Linked DNA regions of Homo sapiens: region 1 is linked to region 2. Evidence: chromatin contacts called from ENCODE Hi-C or POLR2A ChIA-PET data. All regions are on one chromosome and are shown on one strand. The core of a region is the stretch at or near the end of the contact, and the rest is flanking DNA. Distances in the headings are between cores, read along the strand shown.

What was found. A loop is a pair of places that touch in the nucleus more often than their neighbours do. ChIA-PET counts read pairs that join two places held with the same protein, here RNA polymerase II (POLR2A). Pooled maps may share reads with other maps.
Region 1: a loop to region 2 is called in a map of left cardiac atrium, with 5 times the contacts of the local background. The contact joins two enhancer-like sites. A Hi-C loop is called at or near these places in 7 of 168 maps with a recorded cell type or tissue (CD4-positive, alpha-beta T cell, GM12878, PC-3 and 4 more), 7 of 37 single-sample maps with no recorded cell type and 13 of 50 pooled maps. POLR2A ChIA-PET finds 5 or more read pairs at or near these places in 21 of 52 experiments (CD4-positive, alpha-beta T cell, CD4-positive, alpha-beta memory T cell, CD8-positive, alpha-beta T cell and 12 more).

The regions. Positions count from the first base shown.
Region 1 is chr15:60,566,418-60,571,511 of GRCh38, reverse strand. All of the region lies in intron 2 of RORA (RAR related orphan receptor A), which reads left to right. All of the region lies in intron 3 of RORA-AS1 (RORA antisense RNA 1), which reads right to left. Among named protein-coding and RNA genes, the nearest start is that of RORA-AS1, 90 kb to the right of the region's middle. RefSeq lists a silencer at 2,948-3,242. Within about 2 kb of position 3,196, at least 5 of the 41 ENCODE cell types and tissues checked have a DNase peak (open chromatin) inside an H3K27ac peak, as active enhancers do.
Region 2 is chr15:60,518,979-60,524,288 of GRCh38, reverse strand. The region is part of intron 3 of RORA (RAR related orphan receptor A); the gene reads left to right. All of the region lies in intron 3 of RORA-AS1 (RORA antisense RNA 1), which reads right to left. Among named protein-coding and RNA genes, the nearest start is that of RORA-AS1, 42 kb to the right of the region's middle. Within about 2 kb of position 3,373, at least 5 of the 41 ENCODE cell types and tissues checked have a DNase peak (open chromatin) inside an H3K27ac peak, as active enhancers do.

The sequences.
Region 1 (5,094 bases), core at 1,947-4,446, 47 kb before region 2:
TAGGCCTCTTTAACTCTTTTAAAAACTAGGCTATTCATTTCTATCAAAAGGTTTAATTGGCCTGCACAATTATTTGTGTTTTCACAGAAAAGAGAAAAAACTAATTCTAGTTAAGAGTAACAGCACACAGTAGGACTCATATGCACTGGAGCTTTAATTTAGTCTTTACAGGCACACACACACACACAAAAACACAGGAAACCACTTCAAATATACCATTACGATGAATTCAAACTGTGTCAGGGACATCAGCAAAACAGTGTCCCTTCATGCTGAGTATTGTGAAAATGTATCCTTGTTGTTTGCTGTGGTCTCCTGTGGGAGGCACATCGAAATTACTACACTCCCCGGGAAAAAAAAAATAGCAAGAACAGTAAATAACAGCCTTCAGATAATACAGATGGGTAAACATTTCCAGAATTGATTATAGAAACTACTGTTGACAAGCCACTAGCAGGCAAAATGAGGAGAGAAAAAAAAAGAACTTTTATCTGCCATTCAACACTGGGCATACAAGGCAGGATACAGACAGGGCAAAATAGCCGATTAATATGGTAATGTACTTTATTGCACATGTAGGATCATGAGAGAGGCCTGAGAGTTACCTGGTCCAAGCCACTCCTGTTACCCCAGAGAAAACAGAAACTCGGAAAGGTTAAGTGGCTGCCCAGCATCACACACTTAGCAGCAAAGCCAATTTTGGAACCTTAGTCTCTTGACTCTCAGTCTAGTGCTCCAACTACTGTACTGTGACCCTCTAATTGAATCTATGACGGCACCTGTGTCAGGGGTACAAGATGAGGCTCATGGAAATTTATCCAAATGAATAGCTGTTTTAAAATCATCATTAAAACTGTCCATGGGCCAGGCGCAGTAGCTCACACCTGTAATCGCAGCACTTTGGGAGGCCAAGGTGGGCAGATTTCCTAAGCCCAGGAGTTCAAGACCATCATGGGCAACATGGTGAAACACTGTCTCTACAAAAAACACAAAATAATGATGATAATAATAATAATAAACTGGGTATGGTGGCACGCATTATAGTCCCAGCTACTCAGGAGACTGAGGTAGGAGGATAACCCGAGGCTGGGGAAGTCAAGTCTGCAGTGAGCTGTGATCATACCACTACCCTCCAGCCTGGGTGACAGAGCAAGACCTCGTCTGAAAAACAAACACATACACCCACACAAAACAAAAATAATACTGTCCATGGTTTTAAGCATTCTCCTGAAGACAAAAACTTGTTAATACGGTACCATATAAAATCTCAGTTTATCTTCACATCCAGAAAGGAAGGCATTTTTCATGCACATTTAGTTACTCAACAAATATTTATGAAGTGCCCGGGCTGTGTTTGTGTTACTGATGGCCCGTGATCGGCTATCTTCTCTCTTGTCTCGGAGTCAAATAAGCAGGGGGATTGTTGGATCTGTCCCCTTCACCTCCCTTCTGTCGAAGGATCTCACGCTCACATTGTCTTACTTTTCTCTCGTTTTTCCTATCCTTTTAATCTGATCTTTAAATGTCAGTCTCTGTTCTCATCTTCCTTTTTAACGAGTGTGGGTTTCTCATGTTTATCTTGCTCTCCTTTTGCTGACGTATTTGCATCACTTTAGCTGCAGTTAATATCTGCTAAATCAAACCATATTGGCTTGAATAGCTTCCATTGATTTGTGAATAAAAGAATGCTTCAGCTGCTTGGCCCTGCTCTCTGTACGTTCTTTGTCGCCAGTAGGTTTAACTTACTCAAAACCTTCCTTGTCTGCATCCCTCTTTTACCCTTGTATTGTTCATCCTCCCCTGTTCAAGCCATTCACCCTTTTGAGCTGTCGTTACTGTAAGGGAGTGACTGCTATTTCATTTACTCATTATTTACTGAATGAGGAGACTAATTGTCATTTTTCTTTGCTGTTGCCCTGTTTCCCCCTTTTAACCACCACCCTTCCGCCCCTTTATGGTGAGGACCAAAATCACTGTTGTCATTAGCTAGCCTGTATTGAGCATCTACTACATATTTACTAAGCATCATTCAGAAGACTTGAATTTTGTAAAAATGAATCCTTTGGGTTTTTTCTTTTCTTTTTCTTTTTAAAGAGACAGGGTCTCACAGGCTGGAGTGCAGTGTTGCCATCATAGCTCACTGTAACCTGGAACTCCTAGGCTCAAGTGATCCTTCTGCCTCAGCCTCGCCAGTAGCTGGGGCTACAGGCATGTGACACCACACATGGCTTTTTTTTTTTTTTTTTTTTTAATTTTTTAAAGAGATGGAGTCTCTCCATGTGGCCTAGGCTAGTCTCGAACTCTTAGGTTCAAGCAGTCCTCCCACCTCAGTGGTTTCTTTTGAGAAGGAGTGCAAAATGAACAAGGCACTTTCGTTGATTAATTTAATTCAACCAATTTTCTATATATAATACCTCTTACCACAAAGAAATGATTAGATTCTAAATGCCAGAAGATAGAGGTGTGAAAAGACACTAACCACAAAAAGGCCTTTTGTAAATTGTATTGTCAGCGTATTTTAAACTCCAGGAAATGCCATAATATTGAGTTTTTTTTTTTTTTTTTTTAGCGCAAAACCATCTAAACTGAAATCCATATGAAAAATATCAAAACTATTCAGTCAACTTTTACCTACTTCACTTTGTCATCAACAACTCCCTGTTCCGTCCTTGCAAAGCAACTAATCTTTTTTACTTGTACTAGGAAAACATATAAAACCATCCTGACAGTTTGATAATACAACAACAGTGCTTAGATTCAAGATAAATGTATATTACAAGAAAAGTGAAAGAAGCTCTCAGGTGAGTGAGCTCTGGGTCAAGGCCCTTCGAGCCAAAGGAGAGGAGGTCCTGGACTTTGGTCTGATGTGTTCCAGGATCTGTGCCTGGCCTGCTTCCTGCCTCCCATAGCAGCAGCAAGTCCTGCTTTCCCCAGTGAGATCTCGACTAGACTTCCCCAGTGCCTTGTCAGAGAAAAGGGGCTTCTTCCTTCCTTAGAATCATTCTGACACCACACTGAGCCGGGGTATGCAAACAGGGAGGTTTGGGTCTTGAGAATAGATCATGCAAATTTCTTTCTTGTTTCCCTTAACTACATCAGCAGTAGAGAGCAGAGAAAGCCTTCACTGCCATGCTGCCTCATGGAGGTGCTGAAGTTTCTCCCAGGTAGGAGAGGACTTTGGGCTTCTTTTGGCATCACTACCCTCAGGATGCCTGGCTGTTCCACCTTTCTGTGGGTGGGGCAACCCTTGTCTCTGGCAGAACAGAAAGGTGCACAGGGGCAGAGGTAACAGCAGGAGACATAAGCATTGTCCTATCCATTTTCCAGCAGAGCACCACTGTCCTATCCAGAGCTTATTTTCCTGGAAACCATTCTCTCCATAAAACAGTGGTTCTCAACTGGGGGCACTTTTGACCCCCAGGGAACATTTATCAGTGTCTAGAGAGATTTTTTGATTAATACAATTCGAGAGTGCTATTAGCATCTAGCCACAACAAAGAATTATCTCACACAAAATGTCAGTAGTGCCAAGGCTGAGAAACCCTGCCACAGAGCATGCTTTCTACCTTCTGTTCATCATAGGCCCCTTACATATGACATCTTCATTTTCATTTTCAACCCAAACACATTTTATTTAACACCGTATAACTTCAATTTTAAGTAAAGGAATAAATGGAAAACTTTATTGGCATGAGAAAGAAAAAAAGGGAAAGTAATGCATTACCAAAAGAAGCCGGAGATAATCAGTATGTATGAACTCATGCAATGGTAGAATTATTCTTGCTAATAAAAGAGGGTATCGGCTGGGCCTGGTGGCTCACACCTGTAATCCCTGCACTTTGAGAGGCCAAGGCAGGCGGATCACTTAAGGCCAAGAGTTCCAGACCAGCCTGGCCAACATGGTAAAACCCTGTCTCCACTAAAAATACAAAAATTAGTTGGGTGTGGTGGTGCATGCCTGTAGTCCCAGCTATTCGGGAGGCTGAGGCAGGAGAATCACTTGAACCTGGGAGATGGAGGTTGCATGAGCTGAGATCACACCACTGCACGCCAGCCTGGGTAACAGACCAAGACTCAGTCTCAGAAAAAAAAAAATAATAATAATAATAATAATAATGATAATAAAAGAGGGCATCTCTCTAAAAGAAAAGGTGCAAACCCAAACATTTAGTGCCCCTAGGCAGGTGGTGTGAGTGTGGCAGGTAGAGGAGGCACTTGGACCGCTGGACGGCACATATGCTTTGGAAAGGGAGCACCTCCCTTGGCTCTGTCGCCGTTTGGAATAACTGGTCTGTCATCACCAGGTCTTTTTTTTTTTTTTAAGAGAATCTATAAATCTGAACTTTAATGTGAAATTCCCTGGTTATTAATGGCTAGAAACATATTTTAAAAACTCATAGGCTAGCTCGTTATGGAAGCAGATTAATGGTTTTGGCTAGTTCATCTTTGTTAGTATCTTTATCATTATTGAGATTGTGTGGTTGAACATTGGACAGATGAGCTCTCACACGTAATCTAAACAGACTCCTTTCTGTTCTGAAGGCTTAAGTCACCTAGAAAATAAGTCCAAACTCCTTAACAGAGTATTCAAGGCCCTTTAGGATTAGGTCCCGCCAACCTGGCTACCCACTTTCCATCCTTATATTGAGCCATTTGCTCCACTCTACCCTGCCCTTGAGACACAGTGAGCCTCTCTTTGAACACATCACGCATGTTCATGCTGGGACCTCTCCTTGGCTTTTCTTCACTCCCATCGCAACTTTCACTGCCTAGGGAAGTGCGATATTCATTCTCTGTGGCCCAAATCAAATGACAAATAATCTTCCCGAATTCCCTAAAAGAAATCTGGTTTGGTATATTCTGTTATTATGATCTTTATAAGTTGCTACCATGTATTCATCTAGTCATCTCCCCAACCTCAAGTAATGTGTAAGACTTGGAGGCTAGGAACCCAACTTTATTGGGAAGCCAACTTTATTGCTCTATTTTTCATATAAACCTAGCTTTCAGTAAATTTAAATCACCTTCTGCTTATCCATCCACCAGTATGCACTGTGATTAATTAACAAGGCAGTTTCTGCATTAACACCAAAC
Region 2 (5,310 bases), core at 2,124-4,623:
GGATTGGAGGGAATGAGAATGGAAGCAGGGGTCCCAATTGGAAGGTTGTATAATAACCAACTCAAGAAGTGAAAGACATGGAAACTTAAGAAAACTGCAGTAAAGATGGAGACAAGTAGATGGATCTGAGAAATAGGAAGGTGCCAAGAAGCAGCCTAACTTGGTGATGCTTGAATATGGGTGGGGAGGAGGCAGAGATTAAGTGAAGCCCATCTTTCTGCCTTGAGTAACTGAGGGAAAGATGATGCCTGTCACTGAGCAAGAAAACACTGGAGAGGACAGCTGGGAAACAGGCTGTGGGTCATTCTCTTCTAGGTCGGGTGCAGTGGCTCATGCCTGTAATCCCGGCATTGTGGGAGGCCTAGGCAGAAGGATCACTTAAAGCCAAGAGTTCAAGACCAGTCTGGGCAACAAAGCGAGACCCTGTCTCCTCTACAAAAAATTTAAAAATTAGCCAGGCATGATGGCATACACCTGTGGTCCCAGCTGCTGAGAAGGCTGAAGTGGGAGGATCACTTGAGTCCAGGAAGTTGAGGCTGCAGTGAGCCGTGGTCACTCCATTGCACTCCAGCCTGAGTGACAGAGACCGTATCTCTAAATATATATATTCTGTTCCAGAAAGTCAATGGGGGCTCTAGAAGGCCAAACCACAACTTTGGGTGAATGCCTATCCAAAGTCAGGGGGAAGCATTGAAACAACGTGATGGAGAGCTGGTGACACAGCAAGGATGAGGCTCAGGCCAGCCACATGCTGGTAAGCTGTGAACAACTGGCTCTCTGGAAAGCAAAAAGTGTCTATCTGTATGTAGATAACTTTGGTATCTATCTCATTGATATAATTTCACATAATTTTCAAACAATAATAAAATATACAATATTCTTTATTTTAAATTTCATATAGACAAATGATTCTCACTGAATGCTCTCATGATTTTTGCTGAACTCCTACATCTATCTGCATGGTTACAACTGAGGAAAGACTAGTTCCAACATGAATGTTGGTTGATATTTTGTTTACATTAATGACTAAGAAGGGAGTGAAACAACGAAGACATTTTGGAACTTCATTCATTCGCCAACAATGACATGAACCACTTCCTTGCTGACTCAGTTAATAGTTTTCAAATACCAGAAGAACATTTCTTCCACTTTTTATGTTATTCACAATGGGAGCACTGGATATGATGTACTGTTAAGTTTAATCTGCATTATTATAATTTTCATCAGTTTTTTTTTTTGTGTTTTTTTTTTGAGGCAGAGTCTCGCCCTGTTGCCCAGGCTGGAGTGCAGTGGTGTGATCTCGGCTCACTGCAACCTCCGCCTCCTGGGTAGCTAGGATTACAGGCACCTGTCACCAAGCTTGGCTAATTTTTGTGTTTTTAGTAGAGACAGGGTTTCACCATGTTGGTCAGGCTGGTCTCGAACTCCTGACCTCGTGATCTGCCCACCTCGGCCTCCCAAAGCGCTGGGATTACAGGTGTGAGCCACCACACCTGGTCTTTTTTTTTTTTTTTTTTTAAGACACAGGGTCTCACTCTGTTGTCCAGGCTGGAATGCAGTGGTACAATCATAGCTCACTGCACCCTCAAACTCCTGGCTCCAACAATCTTCCCACCTCACCTTCCCAAGTAGCTGGGACTACAAGCACATGCCACTACACCTGGCTAATTGTTTTATTTCCTGTAGAGACAGGGTCTATGTTGCCCAGGCTGGTCTCGAACACCTGGCCTCAAGTGATCCTCCTGCCTCAGCCTCTCAAAGTATTGGGATTACAGGCATGAGCCACTGCATTGGGCCATCACCTTCCTGCCTCAGCCTCTCAAAGTATTGGGATTACAGGCATGAGCCACTGCATTGGGCCATCACTTTTTAAATCTAGACAATAAAGCAAAATAATAAATCAAACCCTGATCTGTAACATTTGCCAATTTCTGTGGTGTAAATAATCCCACCAATGGCCATTTTCAAGCCACCCGACCCGCTCTTTCACAGAATACAGAGTAGGGAAGGGATGCACAGCATGGTATAGTATTTCCACCTTCAGATATAAGGATAATTGATGTAGACAACCTGAAGAACATTGATAACAGTAAAATAATCATTAAAAAGTAGTTAATTTTTTATGTCAGGAATGCATCAGTTAATGTGTAATAACAGATTTAATAACTAGCCTTAATAACAAAATTCCTGACATTTTAGCACTCAGCTCTTGCAACCTGGTATGAGCCTTCTCCTAAACACCATGGCCTCTGTCCCAGTTTGCCAAGCGCCCATCTAATGGGATCAGTGAAAAATTCATAGTATACAGTCATTTTTTTTAAAGAAAAAGTATTAGGGAATAGAATTTCCAGAGAAGGTAAGACACGTATCAGAAATAAAAGCACAAGGCGTTTTGAAAAGCTAGGTGAAATAAGGGAGGAACACTGGAGAGATGTCTTTGAGACAGTAGGAATTGAAACAAAAGGTGGATATGTAGGGACTCTGTGTCAGGAAATCGAGAATGTGTGACATTGTTTTGTTTGTCCCACAATGAAGAAGATACATATAAGTAAGAGGGCACTGGACTTAAAATCAGGACAAGAGATTGAGTCCCAGCCATGGGACCTTGGACAAGTCATTTAACATTCTAAACTTCATTTTTGTTTTTGGCAAATCAGAAAACTCGAATCAATCTCTGGTTCTTAACAAAAGGAAGTCAAAGTCTTCGGGGAGCTTTTAAAAAATATTTACTATAAAAATGACAATTGTGGCCAGGTACGGTGGCTCACGCCTGTAAATCCGAGCACTTTGGGAGGCCGAGGCAGGCGAATCACGGGGTCAAGAGATCTAGACCATGCTAGCCAACATGGTGAAACCCTGTCTCTACTAAAAATACAAAAATTAGCTCGGTGTGGTGGTGCACGCCTGTAGTCCCAGCTACTCGGGAGGCTGAGGCAGGAGAATCACTTGAACCCAGGAGGCAGAGGTTGCAGTGACCCGAGGTAATGCCACTGCACTCCAGCCTGGTGACGGACCAAGACTCCGTCTCAAAAAAAAAAAAATGACAATTTTTTTCTTTTTTGACTTATAAAAATGGGAATTTCTCATTGTTCAAACTACTATGTATGCCTGGACGACATCGCCAAAAGTTTCTGGTTTGATATATAGTTCTGGTTTGATATATCTAAGGTGTATCTTTTAAAAGCTCTGTGGGTGTTTCTGATGCATCACCTATATGTCAACTGCTGTACCTGATAATCTCTCAAAGTCTTTCAGCACCAAAGGCCTGTTTGTTTTATTCTAATTTTCTATTTGCAATAGCTGCATGGTAATCTGCTGCCACTAGGTGGTGGTAGTGCGCCACAGTCACACTAAACGTATACTACCTGAAATGTATCATGGTGGCTCTCTGGCTCAAGCTCACCATGTTTGTAAATGAACATCTCCATGTATTTTAACATCCATAAAAAGTGAACTTTTATGACAGCCAAGTAATTTGTTAGCTTATCTTTTAGAAATAACAAAATTGCCAAATTATGTACTTGATACCTTTCCCAGCTCACAACTTCAGCACTTTTTTTTTACGCCTCCTCAGTTCCACCCAAAACTCCATGCCCTAGTTTTGTGCTTCCCCTGCTCTCTGTATGACCTCCAATCCCTGGAATTCATCTCTCAGCTCACTCACTTCCTAATCCTTTTGCAGGATTTCTCCCCAATCAGACAAAATCTATCTCTGTACTTAGAAACACACTACTTCTACCTTGAGGTAGGAAGGTACCTACCACACTTTCTACTTTTCTTCTTCCTCTTTCTAATCCTTCTTCCTCTTATGTGTTATTTAACTCTTAGTATCTTATCTGTTTAATTTTCCAAACCCTTAATCCTCTGAGAACCCCGCCCCCCAAGGAATACTGAAAAGAAGAGGTTTTTAAAAAGAAAAAGAAGCAACCCAAACCCTCATTCTTCCTGAAATGCAAAGTTCAGTATTCGTCTGAGTCATGGAGGTTTACTCACCCTGTTTCTCCCTTCTCAGCTCTCACCTTATAACCCCACTTCACCTCTCGCATCTGATATTTGATAGTTCTCCTTGTGGGTATGACTCTGTTGACTTAATCCAAAAGAAAGATCGCCTTTCTGGTTCTTAGCTATGCCACTCCCAGAACTTTTCAGCAGGCATTTGTTCAGCTGACTTAGTTGAGGTATAAATGATGCTGTAGAGAATAAGGTGTGTCTGCTTGCGTGCCTGCTTTCCCCAAATCCTCAAAACTGAGACTTCCAAATAAGGGTAATCCTCTTCCAAGCAGATAGTGTGGAAGCTGGACATTGGTTCGAGCCACAGTGCCACTGCTCAAAGAACATACGGAATGCTTCATGAGTTTGCCTTGCAACTTATGGCATAATTACACAGACATCTTTAATGATAGTTATTCTGTGCCCTTGCAGTAAGTTTCATTGTTTGTTTGTTTGTTTGTTTGTTTGTTTAAATGAGCTAGAGTGATTTAGAAATAAGGTGAAGCAAATGGGGCAGAATACTTCTGGTCAGAAATGAGGAAAAATGATGGACTCATGAGACTGATTTTCTTATGTGACTCCTAATCCAGATCAGGAGGCAACTCCAGAGAGAGATTTTTGTAAAATGTCTGGGCGGTAGGAAGCTGGGTCAGCTAAAGGTGCTAAAGTGAGGGAAAACACTAATTTCAGAGTAGATTGCTCTTGCTACTTTATTCTGCATAACTTGTTTTTTACACTGCCTAATTTAATGGTTGCCCCATATGAGAACAACTAAGGAGGAATTCTTTTGACACACAAGAGAAGCAGAAAAACAAAACAAGATGACAGTGTAAGTTCTGGAGTTAAACTATGTGAAGTCATATCCTGGCTTTACCCCATGCTACAGCGAGGACTCTGAGCAAGTCACTACACCTCTCTAAGCCTCTGTTTTTTCAGCCTTAAAACCAGGGGAATGATAGGATTTGCCCAATATTGCCCTTGTCACAAGTGAATGACACAATCCACATAAAGCATAGAGTGCCTAGTATGAAGTCAGTGCTGTTTTAATGGTATTTGGGATTTGTTTTAATCAGGTACCATAAGACACACAGATCTGGAAATGACTGTCATGAAGGAAGAAGTTTGTTACACAGTAGTCCCCCCTTAGCCTCATGGGGATGCCTGAAACTGCGAACCTTTTAGATACTGTTTTCTCCCATACATCCAGACCTGTGATAAAGTTGAACTTATAAATTAGGCACAATGAGAGATTAACAACAATAATAATAATACAGAACAATTATTAAAATATACTGTAATAAAAGTTATGTGAATGTGGTC